Regions from separate parts of the Homo sapiens genome. Here region 1 is linked to region 2. A link is a contact called in ENCODE Hi-C or POLR2A ChIA-PET data. All regions are on one chromosome and are shown on one strand. Each heading gives the region's core, a stretch centred on a gene start or an enhancer-like site at or near the end of the contact. The rest is flanking DNA. Distances are from core to core; before and after follow the strand shown.

Region 1 (7,065 bases), core at 3,093-5,592, 78 kb before region 2:
CCCCCTCCGCTGGGGCTTACTCCAGGGCTGGCGTTGTGAAGACCATGACAGGAGGCCGAGCGCAGAGCATTGGCAGGAGGGGCAAGGTGGAACAGGTGAGGAACTCTAGCGTACTCTTCCTGGGAATGTGGGGGCTGGGTGGGAAGCAGCCCCGGAGATGCAGGAGCCCAGTACAGAGGATGAAGCCACTGATGGGGCTGGCTGCACATCCGTAACTGGGAGCCCTGGCTCCAAGCCCATTCCATCCCAACTCAGACTCTGAGTCTCACCCTAAGAAGTACTCTCATAGTTTCTTCCCTAAGTTTCTTACCGCATGCTTTCAGACTGGGCTCTTCTTTGTTCTCTTGCTGAGGATCTTATTTTAAATGCAAGTCACACCTAGTCTGCAACTGCAGGTCAGAAATGGTTTCACAGTGGGGTGCCAGGAAGCAGGGAAGCTGCAGGAGCCAGTTCTACTGGGGTGGGTGAATGGAGGTGATGGCAGACACTTTTACTGAATGTCGGTCTTTTTTTGTGATTATTCTAGTTATCTCCAGAAGAAGAAGAGAAAAGGAGAATCCGAAGGGAAAGGAATAAGATGGCTGCAGCCAAATGCCGCAACCGGAGGAGGGAGCTGACTGATACACTCCAAGCGGTAGGTACTCTGTGGGTTGCTCCTTTTTAAAACTTAAGGGGAAAGTTGGAGATTGAGCATAAGGGCCCTTGAGTAAGACTGTGTCTTATGCTTTCCTTTATCCCTCTGTATACAGGAGACAGACCAACTAGAAGATGAGAAGTCTGCTTTGCAGACCGAGATTGCCAACCTGCTGAAGGAGAAGGAAAAACTAGAGTTCATCCTGGCAGCTCACCGACCTGCCTGCAAGATCCCTGATGACCTGGGCTTCCCAGAAGAGATGTCTGTGGCTTCCCTTGATCTGACTGGGGGCCTGCCAGAGGTTGCCACCCCGGAGTCTGAGGAGGCCTTCACCCTGCCTCTCCTCAATGACCCTGAGCCCAAGCCCTCAGTGGAACCTGTCAAGAGCATCAGCAGCATGGAGCTGAAGACCGAGCCCTTTGATGACTTCCTGTTCCCAGCATCATCCAGGCCCAGTGGCTCTGAGACAGCCCGCTCCGTGCCAGACATGGACCTATCTGGGTCCTTCTATGCAGCAGACTGGGAGCCTCTGCACAGTGGCTCCCTGGGGATGGGGCCCATGGCCACAGAGCTGGAGCCCCTGTGCACTCCGGTGGTCACCTGTACTCCCAGCTGCACTGCTTACACGTCTTCCTTCGTCTTCACCTACCCCGAGGCTGACTCCTTCCCCAGCTGTGCAGCTGCCCACCGCAAGGGCAGCAGCAGCAATGAGCCTTCCTCTGACTCGCTCAGCTCACCCACGCTGCTGGCCCTGTGAGGGGGCAGGGAAGGGGAGGCAGCCGGCACCCACAAGTGCCACTGCCCGAGCTGGTGCATTACAGAGAGGAGAAACACATCTTCCCTAGAGGGTTCCTGTAGACCTAGGGAGGACCTTATCTGTGCGTGAAACACACCAGGCTGTGGGCCTCAAGGACTTGAAAGCATCCATGTGTGGACTCAAGTCCTTACCTCTTCCGGAGATGTAGCAAAACGCATGGAGTGTGTATTGTTCCCAGTGACACTTCAGAGAGCTGGTAGTTAGTAGCATGTTGAGCCAGGCCTGGGTCTGTGTCTCTTTTCTCTTTCTCCTTAGTCTTCTCATAGCATTAACTAATCTATTGGGTTCATTATTGGAATTAACCTGGTGCTGGATATTTTCAAATTGTATCTAGTGCAGCTGATTTTAACAATAACTACTGTGTTCCTGGCAATAGTGTGTTCTGATTAGAAATGACCAATATTATACTAAGAAAAGATACGACTTTATTTTCTGGTAGATAGAAATAAATAGCTATATCCATGTACTGTAGTTTTTCTTCAACATCAATGTTCATTGTAATGTTACTGATCATGCATTGTTGAGGTGGTCTGAATGTTCTGACATTAACAGTTTTCCATGAAAACGTTTTATTGTGTTTTTAATTTATTTATTAAGATGGATTCTCAGATATTTATATTTTTATTTTATTTTTTTCTACCTTGAGGTCTTTTGACATGTGGAAAGTGAATTTGAATGAAAAATTTAAGCATTGTTTGCTTATTGTTCCAAGACATTGTCAATAAAAGCATTTAAGTTGAATGCGACCAACCTTGTGCTCTTTTCATTCTGGAAGTCTTGTAAGTTTCTGAAAGGTATTATTGGAGACCAGTTTGTCAAGAAGGGTAGCTGCTGGAGGGGGACACACCCTCTGTCTGATCCCTTATCAAAGAGGACAAGGAAACTATAGAGCTGATTTTAGAATATTTTACAAATACATGCCTTCCATTGGAATGCTAAGATTTTCTACTGCTTCTGGGGACGGGAAACCGCTGTGTAACAGCTTTTGTGGGAATACATTTTTTCTGTTTCAGTACTCGCAGGGGGAAATATTTAAATTTTGTTGTGCTAATATTAAATTCAGATGTTTTGATCTTAAAGGAACCCTTTAAGCAAACAGAACCTAGCTTTGTACAGACTATTTTAACTTTTTATTCTCACAAAATCACGTGGAGGGTTATTCTACTTCAAAGATGAGCAAATTGAAGAATGGTTAGAATAAACAACTTTCTTGATATTCCGTTATCGGCATTAGAATCTTCCTGCTCGTTATCGTATCCAGCAGGCTGAACTGCCTCTTGATACTTGGTTAAAAAAAATTTTCAGGCCGGGCGCGGTGGCCCATGCCTGTAATCCTAGCACTTTGGGAGGCCGAGGCAGGCGGATCACCTGAGGTCGGGAGTTCGAGACCAGCCTGACCAACATGGAGAAACCCCGTCTTTACTAAAAATACAAAATTAGCCTGGTGTGGTGGTGCATGCCTGTAATCCTAGCTACTTGAGAGGCTGAGACAGGAAAATCACTTGAACTCGGGAGGCGGATGTTGCAGCGAACTGAGATTGCGCCATTGCACTCCAGCCTGGGCAACAAGATTGAAACTCTGTTTAAAAAAAAAAGTTTTCACTAATGTGTACATTTTTTTGTACTCTTTTATTCTCGAAAGGGAAGGAGGGCTATTGCCCTATCCCTTATTAATAAATGCATTGTGGTTTCTGGTTTCTCTAATACCATATGCCCTTCATTCAGTTTATAGTGGGCGGAAGTGGGGGAGAAAAAGTTGCTCAGAAATCAAAAGATATCTCAAACAGCACAAATAATGGCTGATCGTTCTGCAAACAAAAAGTTACATAATAGCTCAAGAAGGAGAAGTCAACATGACTCTGAACAAGCTTTAACTTAGAAACTTTATCATCTTAAGGAAGAACGTGACCTTTGTCCGGGACGTCTCTGGTAATGGGGCACTTACACACACATGCACACGTACAAACCACAGGGAAAGGAGACCGCCCTTCTGCCTCTGCTCGCGAGTATCATGCAGGCACCATGCACTATGTTTTCACACACACTGGGTGGAAGAAGAGCTTCAGCGCCAGTCTTCTAATGCTTTGGTGATAATGAAAATCACTGGGTGCTTATGGGGTGTCATATTCAACCGAGTTAAAAGTTTTAATTCAAAATGACAGTTTTACTGAGGTTGATGTTCTCGTCTATGATATCTCTGCCCCTCCCATAAAAATGGACATTTAAAAGCAACTTACCGCTCTTTAGATCACTCCTATATCACACACCACTTGGGGTGCTGTTTCTGCTAGACTTGTGATGACAGTGGCCTTAGGATCCCTGTTTGCTGTTCAAAGGGCAAATATTTTATAGCCTTTAAATATACCTAAACTAAATACAGAATTAATATAACTAACAAACACCTGGTCTGAAATAACAAGGTGATCTACCCTGTAAGGAACCCAGCTGGTGGGCCAGGAGCGGTGGCTCACACCTGTAATTCCAGCACTTTGGGAGGCTGAGACAGGAGGATCACTGGAGTCCAGGAGTTTGAGACCAGCCTGGGCAACATGGCAAAACCCAGTGTGCTTCTGTTGTCCCAGCTACACTACTCAGGAGGCTGAGGCAGGAGTATGACTTGAGCCTGGGAGGGGGAGGTTGCAGAGAACTGATATTGCACCACCACTGCACTCCAGCCTGGGTGACACAGCAAAACCCTATCTCAAAAAAAAAAAAAAAAAAAAAAAGGAACCCAGCTGGTTCCTGTAGGTGTGCAATAATAACAACCAGAGGAAGAAAAGGAAGACGATTTCCCAGATGAAGAAGGGCAGCTGGACCTTCGGACATTGACCTGCTCCTGGGGACCTCAATCATGGTCCCTGTCAGCCCCATGCTTACTCTAGAGGGTGAGCATTGCTTTCCCTTTGACAGCCCTGGCCAAGGCCCAGACACAGACCCTTGCTCTAGCTTATTGCACAGCCCAGTGGAGACCAGGCTGCTACATCAAGATGGCGTTAAAGGTCCAGAAAGAGGAAATCAGAGACCATCGGATCCCCAGGGTTGACATCCCACCAAGCTTCCTGCTGACCACTTTCATGGGCTTGAGAGAAGAAATTCCTTCCTCCTTTCTCCAGCTAAATGGCTCCTTCCAAATCCCTTTTACTCACTCAGGACTGGACAACTCTCAGGGATTATTAACTCTGGGAAATTTTTTGTTTTTGTTTTTTGTTTATTTTTTTTGTTTTTTAGGCAGGGTCTCGCTCTGCTGCCATCTCGGCTCACTTCAACCTCCGCCTCCCGGCTTCAAGTGATTCTCCTGCCTCAGCCTCCTGAGTAGCTGGAATTACAGGCAACTGCCACCACTCCTGGCTAATTTTTGTATTTTTAGTAGAGACAGGGTTTCACCATGTTGGCCAGGCTGGCCTCGAACTCCTGACCTCAAGTGATCCCCCCAACCTTGGTCCCCAAAGTGCTGGGATTACAGATGTGAGCCACCATACCTGGCCTTCAACTTTCTTTTGAAAAAGACTTTGTCGGATTCCTACCCACAAGCTATGGCCTCATGCTAATCTCAATAAAACAACTACCTGCCAGGCGCGGTGGCTCACACCTGTAATCCCAACACTTTGGGAGGCCAAGGTGGGTGGATCGCCTGAGGTCAGGAGTTCGAAACCAGCCTGGCCAACATAGTGAAACCCCGTCTTTACTAAAAATACAAAAAAATTAGCTGGGTGTGGTGGCGGGCACCTGTAATCCCAGCTACTCGGGAGGCTGAGGTAGGAGAATGGCATGAACCTGGGAGGCGGAGCTTGCAGTGAGCTGAGATCATGCCATTGCACTCCAGCCTGGGTGACAAGCGTGAAACTCTGTCTCAAAAAAACAAAAAACAAACAAAAAAGAAAACAACTACCAGAGGGCACCACTATTCAACATTGCTAAAGACATATACATATAATTGAAGGGGATAGAGGCAGAAGTCATTTCCTCATGGGGATTATGTCCAGTTTAGCTCACCAGGATCCCCAGAACTGGCTCAGTGCCTGGCACATGGTACAAGGTTAATTAATATTTTGCCCAGTGGATGAATAAATTCTGTGCTATTTCCATACACAGAAATATATTCCACACATATTCTTTAACTTCTCCTCTCCTGGTCCCTGTTAGTATATTAAGCAATGGGAATTTTACATCTTTTATGTCTGGCTGCAAAAATATACCCCATTCCCATCCTTGCCTCCTGGAATTCCTTCACTGTCTTCCTGGATGACCTCTGCCAATTCAACTTCAAAGCTGCCATTGGGCTTCTGGCTCCAAATTAATTTTCAATGGGAAGAGGGAAGAGGAAAAATATTTATCTCTGTAGAATAGTGGATTGTAGATTCTGCATCATCTTTGCACATCACTGCATCTTGTGTAATTATCAAAATTAAAGGGTAGGATTTAACAATTTGTTCTAATAACAGTAATTTTGTATCAACAGCAATTCCCATGTGTGAATGAAAGTAAATCAATTATGCTATCTTTAATTAACGGACAAAAAAAAATTGAGGCACAGTAAAAGTTCTCAGTTGATTATCTTGAGGTAATCGTCTAAAGTTTCAATGTTTTTACAGTTGAAAAAAAGCTAAAACAAAATTGATCTCTAAATGGTGTATGAGACTCATTCCAAACAGAGTAACCAAACTCCTCAAAAAAAAAAAAAAAAAAAAAAAAAGAGATATGAGCCTCACTTGAATGCTGAATAGCAGAATGCTTTAAATTGTGCTGTTTTCCTATTAATATTAAAGAGTTGACTTTTAGGAAGTCTCACTCAGGGTCCCCTGTCTCTCTACTGAAGAGAGAGTTATTCTCCTTTCTCTTTCTTTTGCTTATTAAACCTCTACTCCTAAACACCACCCCTCCACCAAAAAAAAAAAAAAAAGTTGACTTTTAATTCCTCTCCCACTCTATCTCTTTTCCTTCTTCCCTACAGGCACTCTGCTCACGAGCCTTCCTTCCACTCCTGGCACATAGAACACGTACTCCTGCAGCAGGGCCTCTGCACTTGCAGTCCCTCTGCCGGGGCCTCTTGCCCCAGGCTGGCGGCATCCTGTCATTTGGGACTCTGCTCAAAGGACATGTCCTCCAAGGGGCTTTCCCTGGTCATTCTATCTAGGGTGACTTCGGGACATACTTGCTCCCTAGGACTCTCTATTTAGTTATCCTGCTTTGTTTTTTCACAGCCTGTATCCCTACTTGCAATATCTAATTTATGTGTTATTTTCCTTTTAAAAAATTGTCTGTCTCATCGGGTGCAGTAGCTCACGCCTGTAATCCCAGCACTTTGGGAGACCTAGGTGGGCGGATTACCTGAGGTCAAGAGTTCGAGACCAGCCTGGCCAACATGGCAAAACCCTGTCTCTACTAAAAATGCAAAAATTAGCTGGGGGTGGGTGGTGTGCACCTGTAATCCCAGCTACTCAGGAGGCTTAGGCAGGAGAATCGCTTGAACCCAGGAGGTGTAGGTTGCAGTGAGCCAAGATCGTGCCAATGCACTCTAACCTGGGTGACAGAGCAAGACCCTGTCTCAAAAAAAAAAGAAAATTGTCTGTCTCTTATCCCTGAACTGTAAGTTCCATGTGAGCGGGAACCTTTT
Region 2 (7,101 bases), core at 2,989-5,488:
AGCTCAGGTGATCCACCCACCTTGGCCTCCCAAAGTGCTGGGATCATGAGCCACCGCACCAGGTCATGTTTTTTTGTTTTTGTTTTTGTTTTTTCGATTGAGACAGGTCTCACTCTGTTGCCCAGGCTGGAGTGCAGTAGTGCAATCACAGCTCGCTGCAGCTTCAACCTCCCTGAGCTCAGGTGATTCTCCCATCTCACTCCCGCCCAAGTAGCTGAGACCACAGGTGTGCGCCTCCATGCCCAGCTAATTTTTATAATTTTTGTAGAGATGGGGTTTCGCCATGTTGCCGAGGCTGGTCTTGAACTCCTGATCTCAAGTGATCCTCCCACCTTGGCCTCCCAAAGTGCTGGGATTACAGGCATGAGCCACTGCGTCTGCCAAGAGATGTTTTAAGAGACAAAATTATGGGATTTCTTGTCATATTTATGGTTACAGTGTTGTTTTCTTTATGGGGATCAATGGAATAAATTTCTCTTTCTTCATTCCGGGAATAGTTATGCTTCTCCTAAACACCTGGCTTTTAGTTTATGGACCCTATAAACCATACAACTGACCATGCCTCCTTTTTTTTTCTTTTTTGCTCTACCCACTAGGAAGCTCATATTTAAATTTGAAGTTACATCTTGAGCAAATGTATAGCCCCTCACAACCGACAGAGCCAAAATGTCACTCTTAGCATTTTCATTTTATTTTTTCTTTCTTGCTCCTCTTTTTCCTTTATTTCATTTACCTATTGTTTTGCTTTCATTATATTTCATATACATATATATATATATATATTTTTTCTTTTTCTACTTTTTTTTTTTTTTTAACTGAGAGAGGGTCTCACTGTGTTGCCCAGGCTGGTCTTGAACTCCTGGGCTCAACTGATCCTTCTGCCTCGGCCTCCCAAAGTGCTGGGATTACAGGCGTGAGCCACCACACCCAGCCTATATTTCATATGTTTTAAAAAGCAATCTTAAATTATTCGGGGAACAAGGTGGTTAAATAAATAAATACAAAGGTGGCAATGGGGCACTGGCTCACACAAACCCAGTTGCTGAGTGTGGTTGGGTGGCTTTGAACAACAGGCTATTCATAAGTACAGGAAATTTGCAAGACCGATGTTAGAAACTCTGGAAGTACCTGCACTATTTATAGTTGCATTTTTAAACAAATTCTTGAATCTGAGTGGTGAATATGTGCCATTCTCACTGGAAAGGTAATTATTAAATTCCTTAGTAGTCCATTTGGCCAAGGTATAGAAGTACCTCTACGTTCAGGGGAACAAGCGGCTGGCAATTTCTTTCATCTAAGCAGAGCTGTTTTCTTTTTAAGGTTAATTCCACATATGTGCCCATTCAAAGATCAAAGTCCAAATACTTAGTCAAAACCACTGATTTTGCAAATCCTCAGCCAGTCTTGGACTAGATTTGCAACCACCAAGTACTGAAGAAAGCAAAATGAAATCAAACCAGACCCTTACAAAACACATGGTGTATCAAACATTTTTTTTTTCCTAGTTAGTACTCAATGCTGAACCCTGTCGCTCTTCAAATTATCCCTTTCTCCTTAACTGGGAAGAGAAACAATCAAAGATTAGAAAAGGCTTGAATGGGTCAAATAAGGGTGTTTATTTTCTGAATTACCTCTCTCAGTCTAAACATTCTTTCCATTTCTCCCTCTGTCATCTGGTCTCAAGAGGGAACGGCTGCATGGTGATGAGCCTACCTTTTTGCAGATGTTACAAGTGTGGGGTAAAGCTCAGCACTCTGGGGTGGGTACAGCATATGTGGGATTTGGAGCATAGGACGTAATCCAGGGTTTTCCTGGGGCTGCTTCCCCACCGGACCAGCTGGAGGCCAAATTGTGAAGAGGGAGAAGGGAAAAGATTGGTCCTGGTCCTTCAGCCATTCTTTTTTTTTTTTTTTTAGATGGAGTCTCATTCTCATTCTGTTGCCCAGGCTGGAGTGCAATGGCGTGACCTCAGCTTATTGCAACTTCCGCCTCCTTGGTTCAAGCGATTCTCTTGCCTCAGCCTCCGAGCAGCTGGGACTATTGGCAAGCGCCATCATGCCCAGCTAATTTTTGTATTTTTAGTAGAGACGGGGTTTCACCTTGTTGGCCAGGCTAGTCTCAAACTCCTGACCTCAAGTGATCCACCTGCCTCGGCCTCCCACAGTGTTGGGATTATAAGCGAGAGCTACCATGCCCAGCCCCTTCAGCCATCTTTTCCAATGAATCCTGACTCTCACCCGCTTAGACTCAAGGATGTCAAGATTATCTGGCACACATTTTAACAGTGCAGAAAATCAACCCAGAATATGGAGGGGAGTTTGAAAATCCCACTGTATTTGGAAAGAAAAGACTTTGGAAAAAAGAAAAAACCAACTTGTAACCTTCAAAAGAACATCTGTCTGGTTTTCCCTGTATGAGATATTGATGGAATTAATACACATTTGTACACACGCTTGCCTTAAAAAACAGCCCCTCAGAAATGCACAGTGGTTCTCCCTGAGTGGTAGAATTCCAGAGGATTGTTTTTTGTTTCTCTTGCTTGGCTCTACGGTCTGCTTTTTTCTCAATAGATGCAAATAACAATATAGTTGGATGCTAAGTGGGAGTCACATTCTAAAGTCAGTGTGTAAAGAAGAAAATCATATCCAGTAAAATTACTTGTGAAGATAACTTCTCTACTAACATAGCATATACATGGCTTTATGTGTCACAAAGTAGTTGCCTTGCATTTAGGGGTCAAGATATAGAAAAATACACATTTTATACATTAGAGCCCATTGAAAGGTGCCATAAGGTGCCAAGGTTTGTGGTAAATGAGACCAATTGGGGAAGCATCTGCCATCTTTTTTCCTCAGTCTTACTGTGGAGCCCATATTTACTGAGTGGAATGGCCCAAGGAAACATCTTCACTCTTCGTATCATTTTCTCTCTCTCTTTCTCTCTCTTTTCCCAGGATGTAGGGTGGAGACTTGTCTTAAAGCTGAGTTGCAAAGCCAGGCAATGTTTTTGTTTTTTTTTTTCTCGGAGGTGGAGTCTTGCTTTGTTGCTCAGGCTGGAGGGCAGTGCCACAATCTTGGCTCACTGCAGCCTCTGCCTCCCCAGCCTCAGCCTCCCCAGTAGCTGGGATTACAGGCATGCACCACCAGTATCATCATGTTGGCCAGGCTGGTCTCCAACTCCCGACCTCAAGTGATCCACCCACCTCGGCCTCCCAAAGTGCTGGGGTTATAGGCCTGAGCCCCCACGCCCAGCCCCAGGCAATGTTTTAACTTACATTGCATGTTGCAGATCAGTAAAAATTAGCAATGTATTCTAAGGGTGAATTTATTCCCACTTCACTAAGACTAAGGAAGACTTCAGGCATGAGGTGGTAGGGATGGGGTTGGTCGGCCTTTCCGGAGGCCATGCGAGTGCCTGCCACATTTGCTTGGCAATGCAGCCTGGAGGCTCTGGGCTGCTGTTGCAAGGCTCATCTGTGAGGATGATTCTGTTGCTTAACTATGGGTCATTTTCCTCTGTGGGGTCCTGCTCTGGCTAGGTTGGGGTGAGTGGCAGAAGAAGAGATTAGTCGCAGGGATGGAGTGGAAATGTTTTATTTATCCCTCTTCCTCACTCTCTCATCCTCAAATACACACAGGTCCCCATAAGACTGGCATGTCCCTGGGAAGTGTCTGGGGTCCCAGACAGAGGGAGCATTCACCCACCACTCAACACAGACTTATTGAGAACCTATTATGTGTGAGGCACTGGGGATATGTATTGAGTAATGTTCTATGACAGACCTTCATACTTATAGGTACAAACAGGGGTAAGTTCTCCAAGAATAAAAGGCAGCATTCTACGAGACTCTATAACCAAGGTCCTAATTTGGGCCATTTTGGGGAGAAGGCTTTAAGAGAAGGGCTCTCTGAAGAGCTGCCATTGAGGGGCTGTGAGATGAGAGAGTGTTAGCCAGAATGAGTGTGGGAGGGTGCATTCCCTCAGAGGGTAAAACATTTGTGTCACTTCCAGCCAAGGAGACATGACCCCCTCCCTCGCCAAGAGCAGAGGAAGCCCTTCTTAGCTAAAAATAAGTTTGTTGAGCCTCTGGGGGAAATCCTGCCACTGCCCAGAGAAAGACCCCTAGAAAGGTGATTTTGTGGCTCTAACCCTCTGCACCCACCCCACAGGATGTGTGGGGCTGGTGGTCCCCAAACTGCGGCTCCCGACCTTTCCAGCTAATTTTGCCTTCCTGAGAGTGTGTCTCCAGCACGGCTGGGCTCCCAAGCTGGGCGCCCGCCAGTCAGTCTGACCAGGGAAGGAACTATTTTGGGAATTTTTATGATGAAACAATATTTTTTTGGTAAACAAATGGAAAGCTGTTAAACAGAGCTGCTCACCCCTAGCTCCTGGTTCACCTTTCTCCAAGGGGAGGTGTCACAGAGGTGGCACTATCCAGTGGGGATACTGTCCCCTGGGCTCTCCCTCTCCAAGCACACACCCCATCATTTCTCCCAGGATAAATAGCTATGGCTCCCCACGTCCTGCCTTGGACTCCTTTTTTTTTTTTTTTTTTTTTTTTTCCTGGAGACAGGGTCTCACTGTGTCACTCAGGCTGGAGTGCAGTGGGGCACAATCTTGGCTCACTGCAGCCTTGACCTCCCTGGCTCAGGTGATCCTCCCACCTCAGCCTCCCCAGCAGCTGGGACAACACATGTGTGCCACCCATCTGGCTAATTTTTGTATTTTTTGTAGAGACAGGGTTTTGCTACATTGTCCAGGCTGGTCTCAAACTCCTGGACTCAAGCCATCCATCTGCCTCGGCTTCCAAAGTGCTGGGATTACAGGGGTGAGCCACTATACCCGGCTGCCTTGGCCTCCTTGAAAACAAAACTTTGGTGCAGTTTGGGATCGTGGGGGGGCTGGGCCCAGCCTGATTGGCTTCCTCCAGGCCTGAGATGGACCGGACTTAGAATGTTAGCATCGGAAGGGCCCTTAGAGAACATCTGCCACCCCTTACTGACCCCCTTCACAGGTGAGGGGATCAAGGCCCAGAGAGGGGAGACCAGTTTCCCAAGGTCATATAGCTTATCAGTCGCAAATGGGGTTGAAGCCTCAGATGTCAGACTCCTGGCCCTGTTCTCTTTCTTCAGAAATAACGAGCCAAGCTAGTGGTCAAAAAAAAGAAACAATAGATTCCACTTTCAGTATTTTGTAGAGCACCTACAACTATACACTAAGAGCAAATCATAAGTCTGCTAAGTCTCTGAGCAATGACCGCACTCTCAACCTCACCTGGAAGAAGGCTCTCCTTCCGGGACTGGCCTGGCCTCTCCGGAGATGGCTGCCTCAGCCTACCTGTGCACTTGCCTCTGATTGGCTGCTGTGGAGACTGGGGCTGCGTTAGCCAGGGCACCTCTCCTTGGTGCCAGGAGACCACCCCTGCCCAAGCCTCGTTCCTCCAGTGGTTTCATCACCTCTTGTTCTACCCAATGGCCCCCAGCCATCCACAGCTTCCAGGGCTTGGTTTTCTCAGCTGGACCATGATCCTATTTTTATGTTTGAGCTCAGAGAACATGATTAATGCCCTCTACTGAAAACAGGATTGATGCATCACCTTCTCCTACTGATGGATCAAATGGGGCTGCTGTAAAAATAGTAATAATAGCTACCCCTTATTGAGTCCCCACTGGGCTCTTATAGACGTCTCATTTCATACTCACAGCAGCTCTGCGTGGTAGAGGTTATTTGTCCCACTTTACAAATGAAGTTACTGAATGCCAGAGAAGTCCAAGTTCACATGATCAATGAGTAAGTAGTAGCATTGGGATTCACCCAGCTCTGTCTGGCTTGAATCCTACAGTTCTCCCCATCAGGCAGCCTCCAAGTATGAGACAAAGAGAATCTGGCCAGGAACATGTAGCAGCAGAAGGGACAAATGTGAGTTTCAACAGATTAAACATTAGGGTTAAAGGAAAGAGACAAACAGAACATGTCACCTGAGTTTTGAATCTTTTATTACTCTAGAGTCTTTCATTTTTGAGTGACAGAACCCAACTCAATTCAGCTCAAGTAAAAGAGAGCTTGTCTTTATGAGTGTACCTGGGAAGTTCAGGGTTGCAGCTGGCTTTAGGAACAGCTGGATCCAGGGCACGGTCTTTCTCTTTCTCTTTCTGCTTGACTTTATTCTTCAGACAGGCTTTCTCCACATCATGGAATCAATGGTTGCTGGCAGTCCCAGACTCTCACCTCCCAGCAGAAAGGACCCTGTTTTTTCCCGCAAACTTTGGTGAGAAAATTCCAGGAAGGACTCCAATTGGCTGGCTTAGTCTTGTGCCCATTTCTGAGAATCACCATGGCCAGGTGCATGGAGGACTCTGGGCTGCGGGAGGGGCATGTGCCACATGGAATGTGCTCCCCAAAGGGAAAAGGAGCTTTGGTATCTGATGAAGGGGAGAAAGGGTTCTGGAAAGACAGAAACGAAGATTCCTCTAGGCTGGGAGACTGGGATGTTGGCATCACTGATGGTCAGAGGGAGGAGATAGGAGGAATGGTTACTTAGTAATAATAATACTAATTATAACAACAGTCATAAGCAACATGTATTACTTTACAGCTTACAAAGCCCTTTCACATACCTTATTTAATCCTCATCCAATCTGGAAGGTAGGCAGAACAGAGGTTGTTACTGACCTCATTTTACAGATGAAGGGATAGTTTCGGAGAGGATAAAAGATGGGCTCATGGCTGGTAGGTAGCAAGTCTGGGACTCAGATGGACTCACAGTCATGTTCTCTGAATCCAGGTACAGGAGAGAAGACATGCTGAGCCTGTAATACCTGGTGTCCTCAAGGCAGATGCTACTCTCAAGGTAACAAGCACAGCTGAGCATGTCACTTTGGGGTCATTTAGCTTAGTGTGGTCCCTGGATAGGTTTTAAGTGCCACGAGGACAGGGACCTTATCTGTCTAGTTCACTAGTCTACCTTAGTGCCAAGCAGGTGTGGGGTTTGGAGACCAGAACTGTAGGCAAGGACTGAGCCTTGGAGGGTGAGTGTGGGGAGAGAAAATGAGGAGGAGGAGCCCAAAATGCAGCTTGGTTGGCCCAAGCTCTAGAGAACCT

Evidence for each region. A loop is a pair of places that touch in the nucleus more often than their neighbours do. ChIA-PET counts read pairs that join two places held with the same protein, here RNA polymerase II (POLR2A).
Region 1: a map of IMR-90 shows a loop between it and region 2 (20-fold over the local background). The contact joins two enhancer-like sites. A Hi-C loop is called at or near these places in 1 of 168 maps with a recorded cell type or tissue (IMR-90). POLR2A ChIA-PET finds 5 or more read pairs at or near these places in 3 of 52 experiments (HCT116, WTC11 and activated CD4-positive, alpha-beta T cell).

What each region holds. Positions count from the first base shown.
Region 1 is chr14:75,280,034-75,287,098 of GRCh38, forward strand. FOS (Fos proto-oncogene, AP-1 transcription factor subunit) reads left to right here. Exons shown (of 4, transcript NM_005252.4): 2 at 1-95; 3 at 527-634; 4 at 750-2,197. The coding sequence ends at 1,391. Among named protein-coding and RNA genes, the nearest start is that of FOS, 4.7 kb to the left of the region's middle. RefSeq lists enhancers at 1-638, 665-1,224, 1,225-1,784. Within about 2 kb of position 4,343, at least 14 of the 41 ENCODE cell types and tissues checked have a DNase peak (open chromatin) inside an H3K27ac peak, as active enhancers do.
Region 2 is chr14:75,357,958-75,365,058 of GRCh38, forward strand. No RefSeq gene overlaps it. Among named protein-coding and RNA genes, the nearest start is that of JDP2-AS1, 66 kb to the right of the region's middle. Within about 2 kb of position 4,239, at least 5 of the 41 ENCODE cell types and tissues checked have a DNase peak (open chromatin) inside an H3K27ac peak, as active enhancers do.